Regions from separate parts of the Homo sapiens genome. Here region 2 is linked to region 1. A link is a contact called in ENCODE Hi-C or POLR2A ChIA-PET data. All regions are on one chromosome and are shown on one strand. Each heading gives the region's core, a stretch centred on a gene start or an enhancer-like site at or near the end of the contact. The rest is flanking DNA. Distances are from core to core; before and after follow the strand shown.

Region 1 (6,008 bases), core at 1,343-3,842:
ACGCGTGTTTTTTGAACAAGTGAGCAACGGAACAAATGTGAACAAGTGGGGGTCCCCAGTGTCTCATCGTCTCTGCACCAGACTTTCTGGCCAAGGTTGTAGCAGAGAGAGGTTCACACTTTGTCTGACTTTGGAACCAGCCAAAAATGCCTCCAGGATTCATGGATTCCCTGCCATGGTACAGGCCCAGCAGCTGAGGCCCTAGCCTAGTGCCCAGACCCCTCCCGCTCTTTGTTTTCCTCCTTTATCCCTCCAGCCTCCATCCCTCCAGCCTCCATCCTTGTATTGCTCCAGCCTCCATCTTTCCATCTCTCCAGCCTCTATCCTTCCAGCCTCCATCCTTTCATCCCTCCAGCCTCCATTCCTCCCATCCCGCCATCCTTCTATCCCTCCAGCCTCCACCCTCCAGCCCCTATCCTTACAGCGTCCATCCCTCCCATCCCTCCATCTTTTCAGCCTCCATCCCTCTAGTCTCCATCCCTCCAGCCTCCATCCTTCCATCTCTCCAGCCTCCATTCCTCCAGCCTCCATCCCTCCATCCCTCCAGCCTCCATCCCTTCATCCTCCATCCCTCCAGTCTCCATCTCTCCAGCCTCCATCCTTCCATCCCTCCATCTCTCCAGTCTCCATCCTCCTCTTCCTAGGGAGCCTGAGAGTGTCTGGCAGGGCAGAACAGACCCTGGGAAACCCAGCCCTGGAGTGAGGCTCCCCTCCAAACCGTGAATGGGGTGTGGTTTGGGGCTTTGTCTCCTCTGAGTCACCTCCATGGTGTGGTGGGGTTGACTCAGACAGAGAGTGAGAAGGAGAACTTGGTTGGTCCTCCTGGTTTCCACAGGTCCTGAGACTGGCCAGGGTGGGGCTGGGTGGGGTGGGAGGACAGGGAGAGGCCCACACTGAGGAAGGTGTTAGAACCACACACTGGGAGGACTGACATGGATCTCAGGTCCCCGGGAGCATCTAAACCCCACACTTTCTGCTCTGGAACAGTGAGGGCTGGAAGCAGCAAGGTGTGGCGGAGGGAGGAGTCTGACTCTGTTCTTACCTCCTCCCCTCCCTAAATTTCAGACTCTTCACCTTACACCAAGGGGGTTAGTTCCAAATCCCCTCTAGCCAACTTCCAGCCTGAGTGCCAAGGCCAGGCTTTACCTAATGACCATGGGGACTGGAAGAGAAGAAAAACAGCCAGACGCAGTGGCTCATGCCTGTAATCCCAGCACTTTGGGAGGCTGAGGCGGGTGGATCACTTGAGGCCAGGAGTTCAAGATCAGCCTGGCCAACATGGCAAAACCCTCTCTCTAGTAAAAATACAAAAAAGTTAGCCAGGTGTGGTGGCATGCACCTGTAATCTCAGCTACTCAGGAAGCTGAGGCAGGAGAATCACTTGAACCCAGGAGGCGGAGGCTGCAGTGAGCTGAGATCATTCCATTGCACTCCAGCCTGGGTGACAGAGCAAGACTCTGTCTCAGGAAAAAAAAAAAAATAAAAGAAGAAGAAGAAGAATGACCAAGAGCTACCCTTATTTGAGCACTTACTGCATGCTAAGGACTGGCTGATTGTTCCATATGCATGACCTCATTTAGTCCTCATGATAGCCTTCCAGAAACCCACTTTGCAGATGGGGAAACTGAGGCTCAGTAGAACAATGACTTGCCGCAGGGCACACTCTAGGCTAGATGGTGAGCTGGGCTTCCCAGGTCTCTTGACCCCCAAATCCTCATCCTTGACTGCTTGCTCCCAAAGTTACTGTTTCCCCTCATCACCTGCACCCCAAGATGCTCAAAGTGGTATCTTCTGATTCTAAGAGGGTCAACCAGGGAGGCCAGCCAGGGCCACTGGTCTCTGACCTCTCTTGCTTGTTGACAGCCCCCGGGGGCTGTACTGCTGACTGCAGCCTCCCCAGACCATCTCTCCCCAAAACCCTGTCAGACAGCTCTGGAGGAGGCATTTGGCTTTCCTTTTACGGTTTTTCTTTTCTTTTAACTTCTCTGCAACAAATATAGAAAATACAGATAAGCACAGGAAAGAGCAAGAAAATCACATTCCTTATCATCTTCATTAGAATAGTGACATTTGGGTGCATTTCATTCCAGTATTTTTCTTTTATGCACTTGCATTGCCAGTTTTGTTTTTATGAAGACAGGATTGTTTGTCAACAGACATTTCCTGAGTACCCACTGCGGGTGGGGAGCTGTGCTCCGTCCATCAGCGACAGCTCCGCCTCTCCCCTCGCAACAGGTTCTTCCCTGAGAAGGGCTCCCGCTGCTGGGCTGGGCAAGATGGGCACCAGGAGAATGGGGCTTTGCAGCCTCGCAATTCAGAGCCAAGCTTTGGAGAAGGTAGATCTGGGCTGCTGGCTGTGTGGCCGCGGGGGTGCCGCTTGGCATCCTTTTCAAGAGTGGAGTGGCTTCCTTTTCTGTGGAGTGAGAGTCACCACTTGTCACACAACAGGTTTTGAAAATTAAATGGCCAAGTGAATGGGAAGGGTTTGGCGCCAAGTCGGCGCTCGGTGAGTGTTTCGTGGGCTCTCTGTGGGTCTCAGGGGACCTCTGTGTTGAGGGCATTTTACTTCCTGGTGCTCTCAGGGAGCAATGCTGGACCCAGGACTTGGGAGACACCTCATGACAGTTCAGTGATTCAAATCTTGCCTCTTGGCTTGAGGCAGGGCCTGGAAAACCTCTCACCGCCCTGCGGTGTTTCCAGAAAACACAGGCTCTGGCGCAGTCATCTTCCTTCCCGCCGGTTCCTAATATGGGTGTGATTTGCAACCGAAAAACCAAAGCCAACTTCACAGCTGAGACCACGAGCTCATCTCTCTTTGGGTTCTGTCCCAGCTCCCCGAGCCCTGGGGCTGATGAGGGTGGCGGAGGAGAGTCAGGGAGAGAAGGGGACCTGCAGAGGACGGAGGTGGGGTGCGGACTCGGATGAGGACTCAGGCGAGCTGCAGGGCCCAGAGGCACTCGGCCCCCCAGAGGTGCTCAGTACATGTTTGCCGAGTGAACACGAGTGAATGAGGAAGCCAGCTGAGGCGTGCGCACTGGGAGAATGGGAGGAAAGAAGCCTTCATCTTTTCTGCCCATATTTCAAACCCCAGTGCCCGCCGCAGAGCCTAGGGGCACCCAAAGGGCCCAGCAGAGAGGAGAGGAACAAACTCACCTTGCTGGTGGCTGCCCTCAGTCTCAGATGCCACTCTGTGACCCTGCCCTGGGCTCTGACCACCTCATTCCCCTGCAGCACCCCCCATGCCCTCTTAGGTCTCCCAGCTCCCATCTTTCCTGGGGAGCTTAGCAGGTACCATGCTGCGTGCTTGACTCTGGAGGATGGCACGCTCATGGTGGACTTTCCGGCACGCAGGGAAGACATTCTAGAAGCCATCTTGCAGGCAAGCAACTGCTCCACCCAGGGATGAAGCCACCATGTGTGTCGAAGCCAAGAGCCTAGCCAGCCATCCCCAGTGGCCCTGCTGCCTGGTGGCAGGAGGCAGCTGACTCTGGGAAAGGACCCAGAAAGAAGAGGAAGAAGGGGCTGGGGGGCTGCACGTGCTGGAGCCACTGTGGGGTCCTGGGAAGTGGCCTCTCCCTGCCTCTGAAATGAGGGGGCTGAGCCACAGGCCTTCAGAAGGGCCCCCAGACCTCTGCCCCCTGGAGGCACATCCATGGGTTTTGGAGGACAGAGAGTGCAGAGGAGGCTCCCAGCTGGAGGCGGTGGGCACCCCATGGGGAGCAGTGGGCAGGAGTTGGACTTACGAGGCAGGGCCGGCCCTCACCAGGGAAAGGAGGAAAGTGAGTAACGGTGACAATAATATGACAACTTCCATGACTGAGCACAGGGAGCTGGAAACTTCTCTCAAATGATCTCCTTTCATCTGCAAGACCGCCTCTTGCATGGCAGGCAGCAAAGGCCAGGGCATCTGGAGTCGGGCGGGCAGTGTTCATGCCAAACCTCACACCCTCGTCTCCTACTTGGGATCCTCAGAGCCTCTACCCTAGAGGGTGATTGGGCCGTGTCAGAGAGGAGTCACTTGGAAGAGTGTCTGGCAGAAAAACGGGGCTCACATCCTGTGATTATTATTAGTATTATTAATGCAGAGATGGAACCTCAGAGAGGTGAAGTCACTTGCCCAGGGCCACACAGCAAGTAAGTGGTGGGGCCAGCATTTGATTTCAGACTGTCCAATTCAAAACCTTAGTCCTTCCCCAATACCTCCTGGCTTGGCTTCTGTCTTACGTCCCTTCTGGTCCCTCAGGAGGACAAAGTAGTTAAAACCACAGTTGCCAGACAATTGCCCTTAGGTCCCATCCATTTCAGAGGAGAGGGATTTGCCAGAAGTCACACAGATAGACCTGGCCAGGGTGGAACCCTCAGTGGACAGACTCTCACGCCAGAGCCCCCCAAGTGTATCTGTGGAACCTGACAACAAGGTCACCCCCTTTCTGGCCCCCTGTTCCGCTCCCACCTCCCATGGGGCACAGGAAGTGATGGCTGAGATCCATTTCAAACCACAGGGGAAATTTTTTGTCTGGGCTGTACTGGAATCCCGCCAGGGCTTCAGGTCAGAGGTTCTCAGTCATATGCAAAAGACAGGGGATGTAGAATGGGCTGGGGAGGGGGCATTGCATTCCCATCACTACTTGGCCTTGGGATTCCCCTCGCCTGATCGGGCAGCTCTGAACTAGGCAGGCTTCCGAGTCTCCATCCCAGACTTGACTGCCCGGATCTTCCTGAGGTCATGGTCAAGTCAGGCCCTGGTCATCTCAGCTCCACGTCTGATCAGAGCTGAGTGCTGGGTGAGGCACGGCCGACCAGCCTCCCCTGCTGGCTCTGCACACTCACTGTGGGACCCTGGACAGGTCTCTCATCTTCAAAATCATCAGCTTCCCGCTGTCTCAGAATCCTTCCCAAACTTCCCTTCTGGGATTTCCAGGGAAGCTCGTCATAAGCACTTCTGCTTCTGCAGGACCAGCCTCCTGAACCCCAGCACCAAAAGAAAAGCTAAAGAACATTTTAAAAAATTTTTATTTTAAGCAGAGCAGGTGCCTGTGGCTTCTATCTTGTCCACCCTCCCAGCTGGCATGAGGATGCAATGAGCTTGGAGGAGAAATCTTTGCTCTGTAAAACTATAAAGGGCTGGAAAAGAACTGCAAACCATTCCTTCTTAGGCTGAAAGCTTCTGGAGGACAGCTGCTGGCCCCCTGCCGAGGCCTAACAGAGCACTGACACTCAGGGCTTTCCTGGGGGCAGCTTGGCTGGCAATGGGTAGTGTCCAAGTCTCTACAGCACACAGTGTGCCCCATCCCTGAGGCTGGCAAGGCTGAACCGTAAGGCAAGGGTTGGATCAAAGCAGGAATCGAATCTGGCTGGCACAGGTGTGAATAGTCCCAGACAGACCAGAGCTGATTTCCAGGGCCCTCGATACATTTATTATTATTATTATTATTTTGAGACAGGGTCTTAGCTCTGTTGCCCAGGCTGGAGTGCAGTGGTGCAATCACAGCTCACTGCAGCCTCGACCTCCTGGGCTCAAGCCACCCACCCGCCTCAGCCTCCCAAAGTGCTGGAATCCCAGGTGTGAGCCACTGTGCCTGGCCTATTACTATTATTATTATTTGGCGATGATGGTGGGGACTACTGGGCAGGGAACCAAGAGTCAGGATGCTAGCCCCTGCTTTAGCATGGCCTCCCTGGGAGTCCTTGGACAAGTCCCCTGCCTTTGCTGGGCCTCAGCCTTCCCCTCTGTACAATGGGGGGATGCCTATGATTCTGGGGCCAGGGCAGAAAGTTGGAAATGGGCAGAGCAGGGCCTCAAGTTTTCAGTGCATTTGTGACTTTCAGTTTGGAGACAGGCAGCTCTGGCCTTGGTGGAGATGGCTCTCCCAGCGTCTGTGTTTCAGAAGACGGGCTGGGAGTGAGGACTCTCAGCTGCAGTCTCCCATCCTTCCCCAACATGCCTGAGCCTCCAGGTTCTGCCCCGCCCAGTCAAGCAGGGTTCCCTTCCCCAACCCCCCAGTGAG
Region 2 (6,008 bases), core at 60-2,559, 1.1 Mb before region 1:
ATAGCTATTTTAAAATTTTTATGTTTCCTTTTTCCTAGTCATAAGACAGCTGGAGTAAACAATATCTATTTAGTTCTAGGTCATTTTTGCCAACAAAGATCCTGCATATCAAGGGGCTCTCTGACAGAGTTCTTGGGAATTCAACTTACTGAACGGTTTAAAGGCGAGGGCAAAGGCCCTGCACAGAAATGCTCATGTGTTGAATGGAGAAAGTCTAAAGTGGGCTTCCTCAGCGCCCAAAGAATTTCTAGATTATAACCAACTTCATGAACGAATTCTCATTTGTAGATTGTGACCACGGGCTAGAAAAGTAACCTGAGATTGTACAATATTTATTCTGTACAGCTGGGGAAGCAAAAGGCTACTGACCCTAGAGCCTGAGAAGTTGGGATCCACTGCTTTAAGTCTACAGGATAGATTTAATAAAAAGAAATGACTTCTGAGATTGTGTTCAGTCCCACTTCCTCTAACTGGACACCCACCCTTCAAATCGCTACTGAATTTCCTAGTGTCTAATTTCCTGCCACAGAATCCTCTGCGCCGGCTGCACAGCAGACGAGCTTTCCTGCTCTACGGGGATCGCCAATCACATCCACTCAAGGTGGTTCGTGTCTCTGAAGCAGTGCCATGTCCTCTCCAGCCTGGTACAGTCCCCATGGGGAAGAGCACCTTCCTGAATAGGGAGGAGAGAGGTGTTTATGAAACCCGTGGGATCCCGGATCCAATGATGCATCCGATGCGAACCTAAGTGACTTTCGACCGAAAGTGGCGGGCCCTCGCTCCCGCTGCTCTAACCAGGCGCTGGGACGCGAGCCGGCCAGGCCAGACACCTGCCGGCGCCCGGGAAGGGCCAGTCGCGGCCAGAGGTGTTGCCCGACGCGGCGGCTCAGGCCGCGCTCATTGGCCAAGTGTCAGGCCCTCCCCCTCCTCGGCCGTGCTCAGATGAAGCCCGGAGGGGAGCCTCCTGAGCCCCTTCGCTCTGAGGAGCCAGCCCTGCAGTTGCCTCAACTCCTCGGGGCTGGGGGCTGAGGGCCGGGGGGAGGTGGCCCCGGTATGAGAGGAGGCCGCGACTGGGGTCGGTGGCCTGAGGAGCGCAGGGCCTTCCCCAGGATGACTCCGCTGACACGTCTGTGACAAGCCTCCCAGGGAGGGAGGCACATGCAGGGCCATCGGCTCTGCAGCAAGACCTCTCCGCCACGCCGAAAGGCCAGATTTACCTCAGGGTAGACGCTGCCGCTTCTCCCTCTCATGGGCTCTGCAGGCCGCCATTATCGGGCAGCTCGCGCCTCCGCTGCCGCCGCCTCCAGTCAGCAGCCGGCGCGCGCCCCCGTGGTGCGCGCGGACACACCCCCTTACGCCGACGGCCCCGCCCCCCTCCGGCTTTCCGTAGCGCGAGCCGGGACGTTCCGCGCCACCGACGAGGCGCGCGGCCGGCGCTCCGCTCGCCTCCTCCCTCTCTCGAGGATTTGCAGAGCCGGGAGTCGTCGGAGGTGTGCGCGCTCCGGAGCGCACCACTGGTGCTGCTCCCCGCAGGGGTGGCCGGGCTCGGGAACCGCGAGGCCACGCCACGCCGGGGCTCGGCCACCCTCCAGCCGCAGCGGGCGCTCAGGGCCCGCGGCCCCGGGGACCGTCTGCAGCGGCAGGTCCGGGCCTGGGGCTGCGCGCGCCCGGCCGCGGCCTCCCCTCCCTCTACCCGCCCCCTTCCGACCTACCGAGCTGCGGGCTGGGGTGCGGGGCTCGCTGGGGTGGAACGCCCGGTGCATCTTCCGCGCGGGTCTCGGGTGCCTGCGGGGCGCGGTGCTCTTTGGCGGGCCTGCGGGGAGGTGCGGCCCGACCAAGGAGGCCTGGCGTCCGCCCCGCCGGGAGGGAGACTGCAGCTTTTCTCCGAGTCACTGAGCCATGTTTGCGGGCGGTGCAGTTGCGGAGACGGCGGCGGCGGCGGCGGCGCGGGGCTGGGTGCGATCATCTGGGAGGATGCCGTCCCCTGCCCCGCCGGCGCGGTGGTATCTCCCTTAAAGAGGCCGGCGCCTCATTGTTCCCCGGCTGCGGCCGCAGGGAGCCAGGGCCACCTCCTCGGCGTGGGGAGTGAGGGCGCGGAGGCGCCTGCACCTGGCTGCGGTGCCCACGGCGCCCCCCCGCGAGGCTCCTGGTGGAGGGTTGGTCTGCAGTCGGCGCAGGGGAGAGGCCTTGGTCCGAGCCAGGATCCACCGCGCTCCTGCCGCTCTCGGGGCTGGACAGTCAATGGGGTCCCCGCCGCTGCTGCAGTCGCTCGGCTGCCACACGCTGTTAGTCAGATCCCGCACGCTGTTGGCCCCACAGCCAGCCCGGGGTCACTTAGGACCGCATTCCTCAGTCATCCAGTTGTTAGATCAGTAAGCATCCGCCAGAAAAGTCCATTCCTTCTTACTCGATTTATTCTGCACCCATTACTTCTCAGCAGGGTGATGATTCCTCCTCCCAGCGCTCGCTCTGTAAGGCACGATGTACAAAAAATCCCTGTCGCTGTGCTCAAAGATCAACTCATTTTATTTTCTGTCCTTTATGCCCCTTCTCCCGAGAGTCTGGCACTGGGTTAGGTCTTTATATAAATGATCTTGCTTAATCCTAACCAAACCCCACAAGAGTAGGTTTTATTATCCTGTTTTTACAGGTGAGGAAACACCTCTGCCTCTTCTCACTGAAGTGTCTGTTTTGGGATGTGTCTACCTTGAATACCCATTCCTGGTGTAACACACCCTCCCCTTAAAAAAAAAAAACAACAACGGTTCTGTAATCTGTTCAGATTTTTGTCCTGAGTGCCATCCAAGTGTCAAGTCTTCAGCTGTTTGCTGGAAACACTGGTGTCAGCCAAGACTTATTTCCCGCCCTCAAAAGTAGAGGGAAAATATAGAAGGCTCTGCGTAGACAGCTAACTACCTGTGTGGGTTATTGATCCCAATCAGGGGAGGGACCTCTCTCTCGATCAAAGTAGCGTTTTCATTTTGTCTCAGTCATTAAATATCATAGGAACCCTTGCTCTTAAGTCAGCTGCAGATGAGATTTGAAATCCACTCTCGCCCCCAGTTTAGGCTCACTGTTAAGTCTGTGAGGGGGGTTTAGATCTTGTGGGACCTGAAACTTAAATAATTTGGGGTGTCCTCCTGAGGAAAAATGTTATAAAATGGCCCTGTGAACACATATCTGGAACACTGGAAAGGGTCCCTATAAGTAAAGGACTCTGAAGCTTAAGATTCATTAGTTTCAGGGTAAATCTGCCTCCTGCTTATTATGTCATTTTTTTTAGCCTTTAGGCCTCCTGGAGGACTGAGAATTCCTAGGGGCAGGAACCTTGTCTGTGATTCATCTCTGCAGCCTCCTCAATCTGATATGGTATCAAAATACACCTAAGGCTAGCATTCTCATACATAGCTGGTGGGAAGACAAAGTGATATAACAGTTAACAAGGAAATTTGGCAATATATAGCAATATTATTTGATCCAGTAACCCTAGATCAAATACTAGATTTCGAGGAATCTATCCTAGTAATATACTGGCAAACACACACACACAAAACAACAAACCTGTATGTACAGGGCTGTTCATTATGGCATTAATGAATAGCAAAAGATTGGAAACTGCTCACATGTCTAATGATAAAGAACTGGTTGAATAAATTATAGTACATACACAGGATAAAGTACTATGCAGCCATGAAAAGCTATGTGGAAGAGGCCTGGCATGGTGGCTCACACCTGTAATCCTAGCACTTTGGGAGGCCGAGGTGGGCAGATCACTTGAGGTCAGGAGTTTGAGACCAGCCTGGCCAACATGGTGAAACCCTGTCTCTACTAAAAATACAAAAATTAGGCGGGTGTGGTGGCACTTGCCTGTAGTCCCAGGTACTTGGGAGGCTGAGGCAGGAGAATCTCTTGAACCTGGGAGGCGGAGGTTGCAGTGAGCCGAGGTCAAGCCACTGCACTCCAGCTTGGGCGACAGAGCAAGACTCTGTCTCAAAAAAAAAAAAAAAACAGAGCAAGACTCTATCTCAAAAAAAAAAAGATGTGGAAGATTTCTTATATATACTAATAAACATATACTAATATCAAGTGATCTGTTTATTATTAAGTGAAATAAGCAAAGTGCATACAGTGTTTATAGTATGCTATTACATGTGAGTAATGGAGAGATAAATATACATTAAGTACTTATATTTAAAAGGTAAACAATGGAAGAATAAATCCCAAACTTCTAAAAAAATAGTTGCCTATGTGGGTTGGAGGGGATAGAGATGGGAATGAGACTTCTATGAATATACCTTTTATATAGTACAATTTTGGACTCTTGTAAACATTTCACATATTTATAAGACAAAGTTCAATAAAATAAAGCACTCCATAAAAATTAAAAACAAATGGAAACGAACCATCTGTAATGTCAGATTGGTGGTGTAACACAGAGAAAATAATTTCAAATGGCTTCTTAAGTATTTTGATTTTTTTTCTTTTTTAAAGAGATGAGTTCAGGCCGGGTGCAGTGGCTCACGCCTGTAATCCCAGCGCTTTGGGAGACCGAGGCAGGTGGATCATGAGGTCAGGAGATCAAGACCATCCTGGCTAACACGGTGAAACCCCGTCTCTACTAAAAATACAAAAAAATTAGCTGGGCATGGTGGTGGGCGCCTGTAGTTCCAGCTACTGGAGAGGCTGAGGCAGGAGAATGGCGTGAACCTGGGAGGCAGAGCTTGCAGTGAGCTGAGATCGAGCCATTGCACTCCAGCCTGGGCGAGAGAGCGAGACTCTCCATCTCAAAAAAATAAAAAATAAAGAGATATCATTCTGTCGCCCAGGCTTGAGTGCAGTGGTGATCATAGTTCACTAACTTCCAACTCCTGGGCTCAAGGGATCCTCCCACCTCAGCCTCCTGAGGAGCTGGGACTATAGGCATAGCTAATTTTAAAAAAGTTTTTGTTGGCTGGGCGCGGTGGCTCACGCCTGTAATCCCAGCACTTTGGGAGGCCGAGGCGGGCGGATCACGAGGTCAGGAGATAAGACCATCCTGGCTAACACGGTGAAACCCTGTCTCTACTAAAAATATAAAAAATTAGCCGGGCGTGGTGACGGGCACCCGTAGGCCTAGCTACTCGGGAGGCTGAGGCAGAAGAATGGCGTGAACCTGGGAGGCAGAGCCTGCAGTGAGTTGAGATCACGCCACTGCACTCCAGCCTGGGCAACAGAGCGAGACCCTGTCTCAAAAAAAAAAAAAAAATTTTTTTTTGTAGAGACAGGGTCTCGCTGTGTCGCCCAGGCTGCTCGTAAACTCCTGGCATCAAGTGATCCTCGTTTGTCTCTCAAGGTGTTGGGATTACAGTCATGTAATCCTTGTTTGTACCTGTCTAATGGGATACAGTCTAAGGACAAATAAAACTGCATAGAAATACAATTGTATTCATTAGTCTTATTGCCAGTAGTAATATTGATGTTGCTATTTTGAAACTATGATATAAGAAAAAATAAGTAATTATGTCAATAGCATTAGGAACCAAGATTTTTCAGTGTATGAGAAAGTGTTATAAGTGGAAAAGAAGCTTAGGATATACTTAGATCTGAATTAGATAGCAGTATGTATTTTTTCTCTTCAAAAATGTATTTTCAGCCTGGCATGGTGGCTCACGCCTGTAATCCCAGCACTTTGGGAGGCCGAGGCTGGTGGATCACCTGAAGTCATGAGTTCCAGACCAGCCTGGCCAATGTGGCGAAACCCTATCTCTACCAAAAATAGAAAAATTAGCTGGGCACGGTGGTGGGCACCTGTAGTCCCAGCTACTGGGGAGTCTGAGGCAGGAGAATCACTTGAACCCAGGAGGTGGAGGTTGCAGTGAGCTGAGATTGCACCACTGCACTCCAGCCTGGGTGACAGAGCAAGACTCCATCTCAAAAAAAAAAAAAAAAAAAGTATTTTTTAGCTCTGTCTGCTGAAAAGGCCTAGAAGCAATGACCAACTCAGTGGTAAGGAACACCCCTAGTGCACA

The links. Hi-C counts contacts between places; a loop is a spot of excess contacts on that map. ChIA-PET counts read pairs that join two places held with the same protein, here RNA polymerase II (POLR2A). Pooled maps may share reads with other maps.
Region 2: a pooled map shows a loop between it and region 1 (6-fold over the local background). The contact joins the promoter of PDIK1L here to the enhancer-like site in region 1. A Hi-C loop is called at or near these places in 2 of 37 single-sample maps with no recorded cell type and 5 of 50 pooled maps. POLR2A ChIA-PET finds 5 or more read pairs at or near these places in 1 of 52 experiments (CD4-positive, alpha-beta T cell).

The regions. Positions count from the first base shown.
Region 1 is chr1:25,025,740-25,031,747 of GRCh38, reverse strand. No RefSeq gene overlaps it. Among named protein-coding and RNA genes, the nearest start is that of MIR4425, 5.2 kb to the right of the region's middle. RefSeq lists a silencer at 583-632 and enhancers at 2,115-2,184, 2,645-2,734, 2,687-3,226, 3,636-3,685, 3,227-3,764 and 2 more. Within about 2 kb of position 2,592, at least 8 of the 41 ENCODE cell types and tissues checked have a DNase peak (open chromatin) inside an H3K27ac peak, as active enhancers do; they include CD4-positive, alpha-beta T cell, where a contact is called at or near this core.
Region 2 is chr1:26,107,125-26,113,132 of GRCh38, reverse strand. It overlaps PDIK1L (PDLIM1 interacting kinase 1 like), which reads right to left and starts at 1,309. Exons shown (of 3, transcript NM_152835.5): 1 at 1,218-1,309. RefSeq lists enhancers at 546-655, 1,036-1,265 and silencers at 1,316-1,955, 2,016-2,295.